Regions from separate parts of the Homo sapiens genome. Here region 1 is linked to region 2. A link is a contact called in ENCODE Hi-C or POLR2A ChIA-PET data. All regions are on one chromosome and are shown on one strand. Each heading gives the region's core, a stretch centred on a gene start or an enhancer-like site at or near the end of the contact. The rest is flanking DNA. Distances are from core to core; before and after follow the strand shown.

Evidence for each region. Hi-C counts contacts between places; a loop is a spot of excess contacts on that map. ChIA-PET counts read pairs that join two places held with the same protein, here RNA polymerase II (POLR2A). Pooled maps may share reads with other maps.
Region 1: POLR2A ChIA-PET joins it to region 2 with 25 read pairs in activated naive CD4-positive, alpha-beta T cell. The contact joins two enhancer-like sites. A Hi-C loop is called at or near these places in 2 of 168 maps with a recorded cell type or tissue (B cell and HepG2) and 8 of 50 pooled maps. POLR2A ChIA-PET finds 5 or more read pairs at or near these places in 7 of 52 experiments (GM12878, H1, HepG2 and 4 more).

The regions. Positions count from the first base shown.
Region 1 is chr16:11,390,428-11,393,286 of GRCh38, reverse strand. LOC400499 (putative uncharacterized protein LOC400499) reads left to right here. Exons shown (of 67, transcript NM_001370704.1): 56 at 786-970; 57 at 1,185-1,277; 58 at 1,426-1,621; 59 at 2,824-2,859. It also overlaps a transcript of LOC105371082 not described here. Among named protein-coding and RNA genes, the nearest start is that of RMI2, 46 kb to the right of the region's middle. RefSeq lists an enhancer at 2,666-2,859. Within about 2 kb of position 1,551, at least 2 of the 41 ENCODE cell types and tissues checked have a DNase peak (open chromatin) inside an H3K27ac peak, as active enhancers do.
Region 2 is chr16:11,296,061-11,299,028 of GRCh38, reverse strand. The region is part of intron 1 of LOC105371082 (a long non-coding RNA gene); the gene reads right to left. Among named protein-coding and RNA genes, the nearest start is that of MIR548H2, 9.0 kb to the left of the region's middle. RefSeq lists enhancers at 49-98, 552-1,235, 1,367-1,546. Within about 2 kb of position 1,293, at least 19 of the 41 ENCODE cell types and tissues checked have a DNase peak (open chromatin) inside an H3K27ac peak, as active enhancers do.

The sequences.
Region 1 (2,859 bases), core at 302-2,801, 94 kb before region 2:
TGCAGGGGCTCATACCTGTAATCCTAGCACTTTGGGAGGCCGAGATGGGTGAATTGCTTGAGCTCAGGAGTTCAGGACCAGCCTGGGCAACATAGTGAGACCCCGTCTCTACTTAAAAAAAAGGGGGGGGGGTGGCCAGGCGTGGTGGCTCACACCTGTAATCCCAGCACTTTGGGAGGCCGAGGTGGGTGGATCACAAGGTCAGGAGATCGAGACCATCCTGGCTAACACGGTGAAACCCCATCTCTACTAAAAATAGAAAAAAGTAGCCGGGCACAGTAGCGGGTGCCTGTAGTTCCCAGCTACTCAGGAGGCTGAGGCAGGAGAATGGCGTGAACCCGGGAAGCGGAGCTTGCAGTGAGCCGAGATCGTGTCACCACACACCAGCCTAGGCGACAGAGCGAGACTCTGTCTCAAAAAGTAAAACAAAAACAAAAACGAAAAAACCTGGTGGGGTAGGGGGTGATGTGTTCCTGTGGTCTCAGCTGCTGGGAGTGAGCTGTGATCCAGCCACTGTACTCCTGCCTTGGTGTCTCAAAAAAAAACCTCAGGAAACCCCCTGAAGCCTTATGGCATCCCTAACTGACTGCCGTGTCGGGGGAGGGGACAGAAGAGGGGGCTTCAGGTGGCTCAGGTGGTTGCTCTAGGTGGTGCAGCTCAAGGTTCTCAAATCCTAGGGCCTTGAGGCTTGGCCTGGGGCAGTGGGGAGCTACGGAAAGCGGTGGAGGGGGAGTGGGCAGCCAGAGACATGGTGGGGGCACCAGCAGGTCCCTTTCTGGCTCCAGGGGGCAGAGAGGAGAGTGTGGTGCTGCGGGCATGTGCCCATGGGCGGACAGCCGAGGCGGAGGTCCTGTTCCGGGATGGCAGGCAGCCCTCCCAGCCGCTGGGACGCCTGACCCTGCAGGCTGCCAACCAGAGTCTCCTGCTGGCCGCGCGCGGCTGCCAGGGGGGCCTGCTGGGCCATGTGGAGGTGAGAGGGCCTGGGCTGGGACACAGGGAAGGGGTTACCGTTCTCCCACTGGGCAGAGGCCCCCGTGCCAGGAGCCCCGAGCCCTTGGGGTCCAGCTGTGCCCAGAAACCAGGGCAGACAACCCCATTGTGAGGCCCACACCTGCTGCTGGCACCGAGAACCTTGTGTCTACTTCATTCCTGCGAGGCCCCAGCCTCTTCCTCTGTCCTCACAGTCCAGGATTGCAGCAGTTGGCTCCCAGGTGCAAGCCCGGCTGGAAGAGAAGGTTCAAGGCTTGGGTGCCTCTGTGAGAAGGTTCCAGCAATTGGTGGGTATCACAGCAGGGGAGGGTGGGGGCTCAGGTTGGAGAGGTCCCCCTCTGACCTGGCTTGTAGCCCCCACTCACCAGGCAGGAGGGTCTGGGGCTCTCTCTGCCCTGGACCTCACCCTGATTCTGCCTCGGTTTCCCTGTCCAGGTGCAGCCGGCAGGCACCCTGGACGGCGTGGCAGGCCTCCTTCTGCAGCTGTCCCAGGCGGGGCGGGAGGCCATGCAGGCGAGTGGTTGGGCAGTAGCCACTTTGTGGGCCCGGAGCCAGGCACTGACCCAGCACCTGCCTCTTTACCTGGAGTGGCTGCAGGTGGGGCTGGAGCAGCTGCGGGAGGAGCTGGAATGTAAGTGTGGGAGGGGGAGGGCTCAATCCTGTGCGGAAATCAATGTCCCCCCTCTCCACCGGGGCCCTAAGCGCTCACATTGGCCTGTGGCACTGTTTCAATCAGAAATGTGGCCTCGCTTCCCATGGGCCTGTAGCCCAGCTGTGTTTAGCCCCCTGCCTTATTTGTTATAGATCTACAGCCTTTGTTTTTTCTGGGTCTGCTGTGTCATTTTTACAGAGTCTCCAAGCTCATCTCCCTTATGCCTGCTGCCTAGGTTTTTTCAGTCTCCCGCCTGCTTTCTTTTGAGTATACAGCCTTGTTTCTGTGAAGCTCACTGCCACAGCATCTCTTTCTGGTTCCACGATGAGCTCAATGTGGCCAGGTGGTCATTAAAGGCTCACACCTGCTGCCCCAACCAGCCTCGTGGCAGGACTGGGAACCTCTGGCCTCTCCGCCATCCAGGGCTAATGCCCAGCACAGCACAGAGCCCCCAAGGCCCTGCCCAGCGCCAGGGTGGGCATCCCTCTGACTGGCTGTTGAATGTTACCTCCCGATCCTCCCTGCTGTGCCAGAGTGTTCCTGTGACCACCCCCAGGGCAGTGAATCAGGAGGAATGCGCCAGGACTCCGCCCAGCGCTATTCACAGCTGTGATTTATTATAGTGAGGGGATGCAGGAGTGTCAGCACAGGGAAGGGGGCTGGGGCGGAGTCTAGGGAGAACCAGGGCCAGTGCCCAGGGTACTCTCCCAGTCCCAGCGCTTTCACACAGGATGCATTTAGCTGTCCCAGCTGTCACCAGAGCAGCTCCTGGGAGACTCAGCACCCAGGGTTTTTATTGGGGGCTGCCACACTGGCAGGTGCTGCTTGGCACGGACCACACTGTCAGACTCCTAGGAAGCAAGCAGGGGTCCGGCATAAACCACGTTTGTACAAACAGTTCAGATGCAGGGAGCCTCATATCAATTCTAGGACTGGTGGGAACCCTCCCCCAATCCAAGTTCCCAGACAACCTTATAAGCAGGCCTTGCAGAGACGGCTCAGGCCTGCTGTGACAACTCCCCTGCAATCTCCAGTGCCACTGCTCTGTTCCAGTTCCCCCAGCTCCCCACATCTTAATCCCAGGAACAGGCCCTATCTCCTCGAGGCCTGGCGTGTCTGGGCAGGGCTGGTTCTCTGACCTGCCCTGAGGTCTCATGGTGGGTGGTGGCTGCCTGTTGCAGGGCCCCTGGCCACACTGAAGGATGCCTACCTGGAGG
Region 2 (2,968 bases), core at 44-2,543:
AACCACAAAGCTACCATCCACACATGCTGAAGCACGACACCCAGGACAAAGGGAGGTGTGTTGAAGCGCTAATCCCCTCCCTTTCTTTAATCCGAACTTCGGGGGAAAATAATGGTGAAACAATTGGTGTGTATTTTACATTTTGCCCTCTTCTCAGATGAACACATTCAGAAATAGTTTGGGCTTCCTCTTCTAGTTCTATTTATTTTTAAATTTAATTATTTGTTTATCTTTCACTCTTTTTGTTTGTTTGTTTGTTTTTTAAAGACAGGGTCTTTCTGTCACCCAGGCTGGAGTGCAATGGTGCAATCATAGCTCACTGCAGCCTTGAACTCCTGGGCTCCAGTGATCCTTCCACCTCAAGCTCCTGAGTATCTGGGACTACAGGCACACGCCACCATGCCTAGCTAATTTTTTAAAAATTTTTTTGTAGAGATGGGGTCTTGCTGTGTTGCCCAGACTGGTCTCAAACTCCTGAGCTTAAGTGATCCTCCCACCTCAGCCTCACAAAGAGCTGGGATTATAGCTGTGAGCCGCTGTGCCTGGCCTATTTTATTTTTTGTAACCCAGGCTAGAGTGCACTTGTGTGATCAAAGCTTACTGCAGCCTCAAACTCATGGGCTCAAGCAATCTTCCCACCTCAGCTTCCCTAGTAGCTAGGGAGTACGCTCAGCTATGTTTTGTATTTTGTGTAGAGATTGGGTTTCATCATGCTGCCCAGGCTGGGCTTGAACTGGGCTCAAGTGATCCTCCCGCCTCAGCCTCATGAGTAGCTGGGATTATAGGCGCACAACACCTTGCCTGGCTTTTATTTTTTATTCTAATTTTATTAAAACAGGACTCATAACTATTCATGTTTTCTACATCCTTTTTGAGAGCCTCCTACATCGATACACTGAGCACAAACACCTGCTGCAAATGCCTCGACTGCTACACTGGAAAGATGGGGCTTTTCACCCCTTTTCCAGATGGGGAAACCAAGGCCCCAGCCTGAAGTGAGTTTGTGTCTGGAGGTTTCAGGGAGGGGCCCAGGATTTGTGGCTGGGGGGCCTGGGCAAGCGAGTCCAGGCCGTGGGGCTGCAGCTGAGAAGTAGAGCATGGTGACTGGGTAAGTGGCTGTTTGTTGCCAGGGCTGTGCCCACGGCGTGGCAGTCTTGGGCTCTGCAGACATTCCCCGGGGAGGGCACATGCAAGAAGCTGGCTGTGCCTCTGCCATGAGCCTCACGTGCCCCTCTCCCCTGCCCAGGCGGCAGGCAGTGGCTTTGGGCCCCTCCTCCCCGTCAGAGCGGCTAGCTGCACAGCCAGACCGCAGACCAGGCGGGGGAAAGTGCAAATGAACCCCAGCTGGCAGCTGAGTTTCTCTTTCCCGTCAAGCAAGTGCCTTATCGTACCGATGCAAGGCGAAGAAGGAGGTGGTGGTGTCGGGGGAGTCTGCAGGGAAGGGGGGAGCCACTGGTGCTGTTTTTATTTTCTTAAGGAATAATGTTTACACGTGAAAGTGCATAAACTATGTTGACTTTAAGTGTCCAGCTTGATCATTTTTTATACCTATATAGTCACCACTCAAATCAGGATCAAGGGCACCCTCAGCCTCCAGAAGGTTCCCTGGAGCCCCTTCCCAGTACACAAGCGACCCCCGGCCCCACTAGCAGAGGTAACCACTGCTGTGCCATCTATAAATAGCAGTGAGATTTGCCTGTTCTTAAACTGTACATAAACCAATCAGTCACTTGGGATGCGTCCCTTCTTGTCTGGTTTGTTTCACACAACACAACACGTGCGAGAGCGGTGCATGACGTGGTGTGTGCAATGGTTTGCAATGTTTTATTGGGGAGCAGTGTCCCATTGTATGGAGGTACCTCAATTTGTTTATCCATTCTCACTGTTGATGGATATTTGGGACGTTTCCCAGTTTGGGATTATTAGGAGCAGAGCTCCTATGAATATCTGTGCACAGATCTTGATGGGCACATGCTTTCTTTGCTCTTGGGTAAATACCTGAGAGTGGGACTGCTGGGTCTCAGCGTAGGTGAATGTTTAACTTTATAAGAAACTGCCCATGGTTTTCCTGCCTGGCTGCCAGAGCTGCTTTAGGAGCTCAGAGGTGTGACTGGTACAACTGCTTGGGGGACCCCAATCCACATCAGAGCAAACCTACAAAACACATCTATGGGCCACATTAAACATAGACTTTAGGTGTACAGCTACTTTTCAGAGAGGCTTTTCTAATTTTACTTTTTGAAGTTATTTGGCCCTGGACCGCTCTGCTGTGTGGGCCTGCTGGAATTTCCTGGCAATGGTATTTGGGTAGTCTGACAACAGACAGCGGAACCCTCAAAGTGTTTTTCATTTCCAGTGAGATTTTTATGAATAACGTAGTCCTTCCCCTTCCTCTGAGGCTTTGTGAACTCCTATTCACACCTCAAAACCCCACTCCAAGACCCACGCCTCCCCAAGTGACAGTTCATTTTCTATATTTATTTGTGTAATTATTTGTTTACTGTAGGCCTCCCCTTTGATGAGGAGCCCCCTGGGAGTGTCAGGCTCTCTGCTGTCCCCCCAGCACCAGCACAAGGCTTGGTGAATACTTGGGACATTTAAGATTTGCCAAATAAATGAAAGACCCAGGTTCTGAGTGCAGCCCCTCAGAGCCTCTCACCCCCACCCTGGACTCCTCCACAGAGGGGAAGCCTGAGACTCTTTGTAGGGACTCTCCTAGGTCATAGAGATGCTGAACTCCAGTAGATCTCTCTAATTACAGGGCCCACAGGGCCAGCAGTATAGATAGGTCACCCACTCCACCCAGCTGGGTGTGGGGAGGAGCCGCCCTGTCTGGAGGTGAGAGGGGCCCAGAGGTCCCACAGGTCCTTGCAGGGCCCAAGCAAGTCTGGGTCAAGACGCTGATCCTGTCTCATGATCCTTCCCCCGACTCCTCACCTGAACACCTCTGGACGTGTGGGGTCTTTTC